Regions from separate parts of the Mus musculus genome. Here region 1 is linked to region 2. A link is a loop called in an ENCODE intact Hi-C map of the cell type or tissue named here. Cell type or tissue: heart. All regions are shown on one strand. Links, peaks and the distances in the headings refer to the core of each region. The heading gives the core; the rest is flanking DNA.

The links. Peaks named below come from ENCODE experiments on the same cell type or tissue, not always from the same donor. Only the 100,000 strongest peaks of a DNase experiment are listed, where the experiment ranks them.
Region 1: it touches region 2 in a loop (1.9-fold over the local background); 2 of 42 quality-filtered maps call a loop at or near these places.

Annotation. Positions count from the first base shown.
Region 1 is chr1:132,877,735-132,883,100 of GRCm38, forward strand. It overlaps Lrrn2 (leucine rich repeat protein 2, neuronal), which reads left to right and starts at 2,621. Exons shown (of 2, transcript NM_010732.4): 1 at 2,621-2,941. In heart, for the core only: no CTCF peak of the experiment used is centred there; DNase peaks (open chromatin) are centred at 2,597, 2,847, 3,127, 3,797 and 2 weaker places; H3K4me3 peaks cover 2,351 bases; H3K27ac peaks cover 1,491 bases; H3K27me3 peaks cover 4,225 bases.
Region 2 is chr1:132,769,553-132,774,918 of GRCm38, forward strand. No RefSeq gene overlaps it. Among named protein-coding and RNA genes, the nearest start is that of Gm31101, 15 kb to the right of the region's middle. In heart, for the core only: a CTCF peak has its summit at 2,090 (motif pointing left); no DNase peak of the experiment used is centred there; H3K27me3 peaks cover 498 bases.

The sequences.
Region 1 (5,366 bases), core at 226-5,225, 110 kb after region 2:
TGGTTTGAAGCAAGGTCTTGATAAGTTACCCAGGTGTATAGCCTTTCTGCCTCATCCTCTAAAACAGCTGGGGTTGCGGCATCTCTATGCCTGTTGGGACTTTTCAGTTAGATGACACATAAGTGAGATCACTACCCTTGCCCTACAGGACACAGTCAGCAAATGCCCATTGCTACTCTTGACTAAGAGATCTCTATGAATTAACTTAAACATTACTATTTTTACACCAGGAAGAGACACTCAATAACCTTCCCAAAGCTACACAGTGTGTGGTCCAGCAAGGTTCAGGCCCAGATCTCCCCGAGTCTATAAATTCTTTCCCACTTCGTTATAAGAAATTTTGTCCTAATAGCTCATGTGGTTTTCCCATACATCAGGGTCTGCCAATCCAGGATCAGCCATTAGCTAGTATTACTTGTTCACTAATTAGTTATTACCAGATGTGGTGGCATATGCTCATGATGCCAGCACTGAGAAGGCTGAGGCAGGAGGATCACACAGATAGCCTGGGCTACAGAGACCCTGTCTCAAAAACTGCAACAGTGACAGAAGCAACCAGTTGTTGGGTATCCACAGTAACATCTTGGTTTCATCTCAGTGCTGCCTGGGTCAGGCACAGCCTTCCACCAGAGTTTGTGCTCCAGTTGGGCTAAGACACACTTGGTGGTGTGGGTAATAGGAGGCAGAGGGTTGTGAGTGCCAGCTCAGACCTGGAGCTGGGGAAGGAGTTGGCAAACATCTCCTCTTATTTGGACATCCATCCGCATATGTTGATGGTCTTGAGGCTGGGAACGTCATTCCACTGATTTGACAAGTAGCAAGATCAGACTCAAAAGCTTGGTGCTCCCATGCAGAATTCTTCTACTCCCTTGGGCCCAACCCAGTCTCCCTTACAAAGGCTCTTCTTTCTCAGTGCTCCTTCATTTCCTGTCTTTACGGCAGCCACCCTCCCAGCCTCTGGCCTTTCTTCATCCTAAATCACTCTGTACAGGGCCACAGATGAGTTTCTAGATCTTGGTCTCAGGCTCTCCCACTCTGCATAACTGAGGTCATACTACCCGTGCAAGAGTGCTGCCAGGATGACGACCTGAATTCCATCCGCTCCCAGCCTCCATTTGCTGGGCTGTTAAATGGGGACGTATGTCAGCCTGATACAGAGCTGTGTGAAAAGGCTTGGTGTCTCTTAGTTCATCTCTAGCTCTCCTCCACTGCCTGGTCCCCCACTCCCAGCCCCCACCTTCCAGACAACCTATTCTATTTTGCTTGCCTCAACTTTCCTGCCTTGCTAGTCCCCATTTTCTCTGCCAGTTTAAATCCTATCGGTCCAGCTGGGCTCAGCTGGAAGCTCGGCTCCTCTATAAAACCTCCCATGAATAACCAGAGCCCAGAACAGCGTTTTCAATCTGTGTTTCTATGGCACCTTCCATTGCCTTGAAATGCTAAAATTTGTTTCAAGTACTTCCACCCCGTCCTTCTCGGCTCCCGAGGGCCATTATATCCCACAGCAGGGGTGGCGGGTGGAGACCAGCGAGTAGTTCTGCTGGTATTTAGTATGTGCTTACTGGAAGGATTAAGGGGCCAACTCTGTCTATACAGAACACAGAACTTCCAAGTCCACTCGACAAGGCTGTAGGCATGGCTGTCACTGCTGGTTGTATTCTTAGAATAAACAGAACCCAGAAGCCCTGTGTCTGGCCAGGGACACTAATCTAAAGCCAGTCATGAAGAATGGCCCCCTAAAGAAGCCCCGACTTGCAGAAGTCCCTACACCTTGAGCCCCATCTTCTCTCATCTTGACTTTCCAGGCTCTGATTGGGTGTGGCGTGCTATGAAGCTTAGCTCTGGTACCTATTCTTAGTGGGCCACACTGAAGGCCTCTCAAAGACTTGGGCCTGAAGCCTTCACTGCAGCAGACCTACTCTTCAAGTAAGCCCCAATGTGTGCTGGTGACCCCAATTTTCTGAGCCACCAAGCAGTAGCCCAGCACCCATTTTCTGGGTCCTGCTTTACCTCCTAGTTTCATGGCTTCACGATGACCAGCCTGCAGGTGTAGAACCCTGCGGCCAAGTCCCTGTGTAGACCTGTCAGCGCCTCCCTTAATCCCTCTGAGACTAACCATGTGCCAGGAGACTGGAAGCAGTACTGAAAAGGCTACAGAAGAGCCGCCAGTGCCCATGGACAAACTCGCCCACGGCTTTTGTCCTGTCCACCGTTAACTTGGGGAGGGTAGTACCGTGCAAAAATGTGGTCACAGCCTTAAGCGGTGCCTATGAGCCACACCTGTCCTACAAGCTGAATTTCCCATCTGTTCTCTTGGCTTTTGCAAGAGAGTGGGAGGGAGCATCAGCAATGCCACTTATTTCTCCCCTGACCCCCAAGCGCTATGCCCTTCTCCCTCTCTTCCATAAGCCTTGGGTCTTGATGCAGAAGGACCGCTCAAACTACAGCATCGGGCCCCACCCAACTCCTTCCTCTGGGATGTGTGCAAGTGAGGCAGAAGGGGCTTCTGGCCACTCAGGAGTTAAAATGGCAGCGGGACTGGAGGGGGTTGGCGTGGCAAGCAGACAGGGAGGAGGCGACCGGAGTGGGCTAGGGAGGTTGGGAGCGCGGCGGAGCAGCTAGTGAGGAGGACGAGCGCGAGCAGCCAGGAGGGAGGAGGCGCGGCGGGGGCGCCGGGCGCCGCGGGCCTGCTCCGTGCTCCGCAGACGCGCGGCGCTCCGGGAGCGCCGGCCCTGGCCGCCAACCTCCAGCCGCGGCGCGCAGGATTGGGGACACTGTCATTCTGCTGACGCCCTCGCAGGCTCAGCGTTGAGACCACTCCCAGGACAAGTGTAGGTTGGGGAAGGCGCCCGGCGAGCCTCCCGGGCCTGGGTAGCAGCGCGCCGTGGAGCAGCGATCCCAGCCGGGAGGCGAGTGACGGACATAGGACAGCGCCCGCGCGGTGAGTGTGCGGCTCCCTGGCGGCCGGGACTGTGGACTCCGAGGACGCTGGCTTGGCCTTGAGGGTCGCCGAGATCCTGTCCCCGCGGCCCGGGCTTTGATGACCCGATGGGGGAGGGGAGCGCGGCCGCGACCGCGGCGGTCGCCGAGATGCCTGCAGGAGAGCTGGTGATTTGGGGAGAAGGCCGGGAGGGGCGAAGGAAGGAGAGCTAGAGAATGCAAAGGAGGTGGCCGCTGCGCTGGCTGGACCGGAGCTGCGGGGGAGAGGGTCGGGGCCTGAACCAACTGGGAGAGGCCCCAACCCCTCAAACTGTTGCTGGGTAGCGGGGAGCCCTGGAGATGCAGAGGAGCCAAAGAGGTGGCCCCGGGGTTAGAGAGGGCGTGACAGAGGAGAACTCGCAGGATGGAAGCGCACTAGAGCCTAGGGGACTTTCCCTTCCTGGGAGCTCGGGTGGTGGCCGTGCAAAAAAGACAGGGTGGCCTTGGTTGGGTCTGTACAAAGTATCTGGCACCGAGAGTCAGGCTCCTCCCGGGCGGGAGACTAGGGTCTGACTGCAGTCTAAGATGGGACTTTTGGGTGGGGGAGGGGTCGGCCGGGCTAAGCCTGGGCGCTGTGCGGTTTAAAGCAGCTCTGAGGCCACCGCATCATGCCAGGGACAGGCTGGGCTGGCCAGCCACAGGTGGGCCGTCTGTCCTGCTGGCATGACAGGGTTGTGCGGGCGCAGACTGCCCAGCCAGCCAAGATCCTCGAGCGGCGGGGTGAGGCAGCTGAACTGAGCCGCTGAAGGAGAGAACTGGACCCCGGGGGTGGGCCCTAGCAGGGTGTTGCAATGCTCCCGGCTGCCCCTGCCCTTCCTCCCCCACCAAATGAACAGGAAGGAAAATGTCAGCTGGGCTTTGTGCTCTGTTCCTCAGGCTGCCGCAGCTCCCATCTGTTGAAGCCAACGCAGCTTCTAATTGGGCGACTGGCAGGGCTTGGAGGAGGGTGGGCTGGGCACAGCGCTGGCTGCCGCTGGTTGCCAGAGATGGACTGGCTGCCGTCTGCTTGAAGACCCCAGGAGGCAGGAGGGCACTGGAGAGAGCAGCCAGGTCAGGACAACAGGAGTGGCCTTTTGCCAGCGTCTTCACCATTATCTAGGGGACCCAGGAGCAAATATCTACCCGTCCTTACTTATCCAGAATGATTGACAGGCTTCATGAGCCTCGCCATCACTCTGGACAGTATTCTCTTTCTGAGGGAGAAGCGAGCAACCTCCTGTCAGTGGCCGCTGGGCTCCTTGAACAGTCCTCCAAAGAGCAGGGAGGACCAGGGCTGTGTGCACAATGCGAAGGCTCCCTGGCCAATGGGTCTTCTGCCTACCTTGTGGTGGCTTGACCCACTTTCCTGGCCAGGAGACGTTGTGAAGAAGCGGAAGGGAGAAGCACAGCTCGGGGTCTGTGCCTCTCTGGCCTTCTTCCATCCCTGGACTGCCTCAGATGTTGCCTGCTGCCTGTTTAGGGGGCCTGGGGCCTAGGGCAGAATGTTATTTGGAAAGGGTCGAGTTGAAAAACTCTCTGGCACCTCAGGGATTTTAACCATTCCCAGAGTCTGGCACCTAGAAGCACCCCCCAAACCAGATCTCCTGCCAGAGCTTACCCTGCCGGAGACATGGAATGGCAATAAGAACTGAGAGATTGGGGCCTCATTGAGCTAAGCTAGGCCAGCAGAATACTTCCTAACTGCCCACATCTGCCCCGTCCCTCCTTTCCTTTTCCCTCCTCCTGAAGCACCTCTCCCTCTCCCTTTGCTCTCACACTACACTGCTCATCCTCTCCCGACCATCCTCCAAGTTTACCTTCCTTCCTCTCCTCCAGGTTTCTACCTCCACCTTTATCTTTCTGTAAAATGCAGCTTAAACCACAAGCCAGGCACACAATGGCTTCTTCGCCTCTTGACAGCCTCTTGACAGCCTCTTGACAGTGGGTGCACAGGTACCACTGTCCCTGGCACATCCCCTTTGCAGAGAGGACCAGGCTGACAGGTCTGGCACCTGAATTTCCTTGTTTCCCTTTGCCCTACCATTCACTCACTTGCTCCTCCCCCTCCTCCTCTCTACCCCCTTGTTTCTTTTATTTGAAGGGAAGGAGGAAACTCCTTGCTTTTGTAAAACTTATTTGTCCATCAACTACTTACTAAACACCTACTATGTGACTGTCTTAAGTGTGGAGGTTACAAGTAATAGACAAACCTCGTAGGCAGAGCTGAACTTGTATTTGAACTTGATAGTTATTTAGTTCCATGCCCACCAGTTTCTTTCAAAGGTGTGGTGGAGGGAAATGAGGAGTATTAATAACCCCAGCAAATTAGCATCATAATCACAGAATGGCCCTTAACATTCCATCTCTATCGCTCCCTATATACAACGTATCTCCATCGCTTCCTATCT
Region 2 (5,366 bases), core at 58-5,057:
ACTTGGGGTCTAACCTTGAGTCTTTCTTGACCCTGAGGTACCTTCCTCAGTCATCTGGCTTGCCAGTGAGCTGCAGAGATCCTTGATCTCCACCTCTGCTCTGTTGGGGTTACAGGCGTTTTGCTTTAAGACTTATTTTATTTTTACTTATATGCATGTGTGTGTATCTGTGTGAGCATCTGCCATTTGTGTGCTGGTGCCAGGGAGGCCAGATGGAGGTGTCAGAACCCCCGGAGCTGGAGTTTCAGATGGCTGTCAGATCAGTACTAGAAACTGGATTTAGGTCCTTCTGAAAGAGCAGCAAGTGCTCCTAACTGCACAGCCATTTCTCCAGCCTCACACTGGACTTTTACATGGGCTCTGGGGACCCAAATTCAGGCCCTCATGCATTCACAGAAAACGCTTCATACACTGAGCCATCTCTCCAACTCCAACTTTTTTGGTTTTTAAATATACTTCATAGAAAATACTCTCTATCTTGATTCTTAAACTTTGGGAGTATCCACTAACTGCTGGGCTCTCCTTGGCTGGGCTCCAGCCCTGAGAGGAGGGATACAGGCTACAGGAGCACCTAGGGAGCTGACGCCGATCATCACCCACGATGCTCTACTGGCTTGTCTGGTTTCCCAATTGGGCTGAGGTGCAATGCTCTTCCATGGTTCTCCCATCATGCAGGAGGGCATCACTGTCTCTTCCTGAAAATCAGGGCTGGCACAAGAACCAGGGAGAGAGGAGGCCAGAGGAACTAGCATATAGTCTCTTCTCAGCATGGAACCAGATGAGACAGGGGCTGGTGCAGGGGAAAGAGACACTTGAACTATGTCAAATGAAGATTTACCACCTCAGTCTTTAGCCATTACCATTACTACAGGGCACCAGTAAGGATGGAAAGGAAAAGTATTAGCCCAGGACCCCCAGGACCAAGTTCTCAGGCCAAGTTCTCAGCACAAAGATTTATTTTCCCCAGAGGGACACAGGGCAGGGATAAAGGACAAAGATAGGAGTTAGAGGAAGGGAGGGAGAAGGAGAAAGGAGGAGAGGAGAGGAAAGAGACAAGGGAGAGAGGGAAGGGTATTTGTTCCAGGGAAAGACGGGACAAAGGATTCTCTGGATAGAGAGGAGACAGATGTGGCCCATAAGAAAATGGGAGTTTATAAAGGCACAAGGGGAAACCCCAAGTCAGGATGAGATGATTAATTTTAATAGGGCATGTTAATTAGATGACCCAAAGGGGGGCTTTTGATTGCTGGACTTCAGTACTTTGATAGTTGGACCTCAATAGCTGGCTTCAGGAAGGGAAAGTGGCCAGATAATGGGATAGACCTTGGTGGTTGCTTTAAGAATGTAATCTAATGGTCTTTCGCAAGGCTGAGGAAACCCTGAAGAAGGGTAAGGCCTGCCAGAGCCATGCTCACATGCTCAAGCTGACCAGGGTCCCTTCAAGGACAATCGCTTCATTTAATGGCTGGGGAGTCTGGGTCAGTTTCTTAGTCCAAAGGGTTCCCCTACATCCTGCTTTGACCTTGGTCCTGAGCTCTTTGGGTCAGAGGACACCCAGTGGCTGCCTCTTTTTCCTCATCTGTCTGCAGCCTCTGCAGCTGACCTCCCAGAAGTCTGAGAAATCTAATTCTGCCCCATCCTGGGGAAGACCCATGAATTCAGCAAGGAAAACACACTTTGTGGGAGTTAATAAGACAATTTAATATGTTTCTCTCCCCCTCCCCGCCAGCCTTGATCTTAAACAGGCTAGCAAGTGATCAGAGTCTTCCTTTAAGTAATTTAGGGAAGGCATTTGAAATTCCCATCTGCCCTACTCCCCAGCCAGCAACATTTCTTGTCACCAGCTAACAGCATTTAAAATATTTACAGCCCTTTCTTTGCCCTGGGGGTATTTCGGAATAAATCATTGTTACAGCCAATAAATCAAAAATTAATCTCCAAAAAGCTCAATGCCTGTCTTACCCTTCAAATAACAAGTAGCAGACTCTATCCAAGGGCTATGACATCAGCTCATTCGGCGTGGCCTTCACACCTGGAGGAGGAGGTGAATTACAGGTAGAGAAAGTGAGAGCTCCACACTGCCCCCTGGTGGAGCTGGTCCTGTGCCAGTGCAGCTCAGCCTGGGACTCAAACCCTAACCTTTACTCTGCCCAACACGCCCTTTTGTTCTAGGAAAAAAAAAAGTCACCTCCGTTTCATTTTATGACTTTTCTTTCCCTCCATTTAAAAATTCTTTCATCTCCCCCCGTCTCTTCTTTCCCTCCAATCTGGTCTTTTCCCTTAAATTCTACTAATACTTTCTTTTCCTTTCTCTCTCTTTCCTTTATGAGTCCCCCAGCCCTCAGCCCCACCCCCACCCCTGCTTTCTCCTTTGCTTCTCTCTGGCACTGGAAATCAAGATAGCCTGGGGATCCATCCCGTATACAGTCACCAAACGCAGACATTATCGAGGATGCTAACAAGTGCTTGCTGACAGAAGCCTGTTATAGTTGTCTCCTAAGAGGCTCTGCTATTGCCTGACAAATACAGAGGTGGATGCTCGCAGCCAACCATTGGACTGAGCACAAGGTCCCCAATGGAGGAGCTAGAGAAAGTACCCAAGGAGCTGAAGGGGTTTGCAGCCCTATAGGAGGAACAACAATATGAGCTAACCAGTATCTCCAGAGCTCCCAGGGACTAAACCACCAACCAAAGAGTACCATGGAGGGACACATGGCTCCAGCTGCATGTGTAGCAGAGGATGGCCTTGTTGGTCATCAATGAGAGGAGAGGCCCTTGGTCCTGTGAAGGCTTGATGCCCCCGTATAGGGGAATGCCAAGGCAAGGAAGAGGAAGTGGGTGGGTTGGTGAGCAGGGGGAGGGGAGGGGATAGGGGTTTTTCAGAGGGGAAACCAGGAAAGGGGATAACATTTTAAATGTAAATAAAATATATAATAAAAAACATTTCTTGATTAAAAAGAAAAGAAAGCAAAGCAAAGGGAGAAGGGGAGGGAGAGGGAGAGGGGGGAGAAGGAGAAGGAGAAGGAGAAGGAGAAGGAGAAGGAGAAGAAGAAGAAGAAGAAGAAGAAGAAGAAGAAGAAGAAGAAGAAGAAGAAGAAGGAAGAAGAAGAAGAAGAAGAAGAAGAAGAAGAAGAAGAAGAAGAAGAAGAAGGAAGAAGAAGGAAGAAGAAGAAGAAGAAGAAGAAGAAGAAGAAGAAGAAGAAGAAGAAGAAGAAGAAGAAGAAGAAGAAAAGTAGAAGAAAAGTTAGAACTTCAACTTTCCAGTGGCTATTGCACCAAGCAGCTATGGCTCCCTGCATGAGGCTGAGCTCACCCACATTCTGTCAAGGAGGCAGGAGAGACTCAGAAAGCCAGCTTTCCTGAGGACTTATGGACCACTAAGTCACAGGCAGAGGGGCAGTCTACAGTGGTTTAAACACTTAGGCTTGCTGGTGCTCGTGTAAATAACCCCACACCCTTGTTCTTGTAGATAACCCTAATTAAATATGGGGATATGTGAAAATAGGAGAGAGGGACTTTGTGGGAGAAGGGGGTTCAGAGGGAGGGTAAGGGGTCAAGACAGGGGGGAATGGGAAGGAATATATCAAAGGATGTATGAATGAAGTTGCAAAAGGATAAACTTTTTAAAGGGCTATTAAGGATGAAATTGATTAATCACTCCAGCAGTAACTAGTGGTGTCACCATCGTTTGACTGACAAGGAAACTTGAGTGTTAGAGTTTGGATGTGAAATGTCCTGTGGGCTCACCTGTCAGTTAGAACACTCGGTCTCCAGCTCGTAGCACTGTTTGGGAAGGCTGTGGAACCATTAGGACAGTGGTCCTCAACCTTCCTAATGCTCTTTAATCCCTAGTGAACCTGTTGTCCTCGTAAGTTGCTTATTGTTGGACATTTGTTCACACTGGCAGGAAAAGCAGGACTCTGAGGCCCAGCGAACCAGCAAAGTGTGTAGACTGTAGGCACCGCACACCCACAGAAGTCACAGTAAGTGAATTTAGAACTAGTGAAACTCTAAAATCCTGTGCAGGGTAAGTATGTGCTCTAGTCCCAGCCACCAAGCTGCATCCCCAGCCCCGCTGAAGTGCCACCCGCCTCTTTTTGTGGTGGTTTTGAGATAGGGTTTTGCTATATAGCCTAGGCTTGCCTGAAACTCACTGTGCAGCCTAGGCTGTCCTCAAACCCACAGTCATCCTCCCATCTCTACCTCCCAAGTGCTGGGATTACAGGTGTGAGCCACCATACGTGGCTCTCTGAGGCTTCTCAATCTAGAAAGTGACTCTTTAAAATCTGCGTTTGGACATATTTATTTACAGAAATTAGATGTGAATTCTCTGCACTTTGTCAATTCCAGGTGGTAGATATACAGATATTTATTGGGTTCATTTCCAGTGCTCTTTCTCTGTGTATGAACTAGTTCATAATCTTGTCATTTAAAAAAAAAAAAGCAAAAGAGGCTCTCGTTCTTGGGGCTATGTGGAGAATAGGGGCCTCAAGGGTCTAGAAAAGACTCTTTAATGGGAGTTCCCACAGACATGGTGGGATGGTATAGATAAAGGCCTTGGCAGTGGACAGGAAAGACATGGGCTACCTCCAAAGGGTGGCTTCACACTTGGCAACCTGCTGGGGGAGGGCGGAAGAGTGGAAGGCTTTGGGCTTAGGATGGTGTAGGTGAGGCAGGGTTGCTAGGCAGAATAGGAAGTAACTGATGCCTGCTCTGAAGCCCATGGGTTGTTTTCCATCTGTGTTTAAAGCCAAACTGAAGAATGGACAGGGAGCTAAAGTGGGTAAAGAGAAGACCATTTCAGAAGAGTGTGGTATGAGAAGAAACCTAAGGAGGAGCCCAGGAGAAGCTCAGAAACAGGGAGTGTGGCAAGTGTGGCCTCTCTAAAAGGCTCCCCCTTTGTAGAGCCAACTGCCTTTTACTTCTGATCCTAAGTTTCTCAGTGAACCTCACATTTGCAGGATGTCAAAAGAAATGGTGTTGGCACCGTTCTACTCTCTGACAAATAAACGCCTGGCAGCCACCTAAAGGAGGGACGAAAGGGTTCATCTCATTTAAGGTTTCAGACCTCACCAGTCCATCACGAGGGTAGGGAGTAGGGGACATTGCCTGCAGGGGTGGCTGAGTCAGGAACAGCCAGAACTTGGGAGAATATGAATGTGGTAGTCTACCAGAATGCAGGTGAGAACCCAAGATGGGTTCAGACTGATCTACCTCGGCTACCTTCCTCTAGTGACCTGCTTCCACCTACCTAGACCTCATGGCCTAAGTGCCACAGGGTTGCTACACAGAATAGGAAATAGCCGACACCTGGAGGGTCAGTGAGATGGCTTGGTGGGTAAATGTGCTTGCGGCCCAGCCTGACA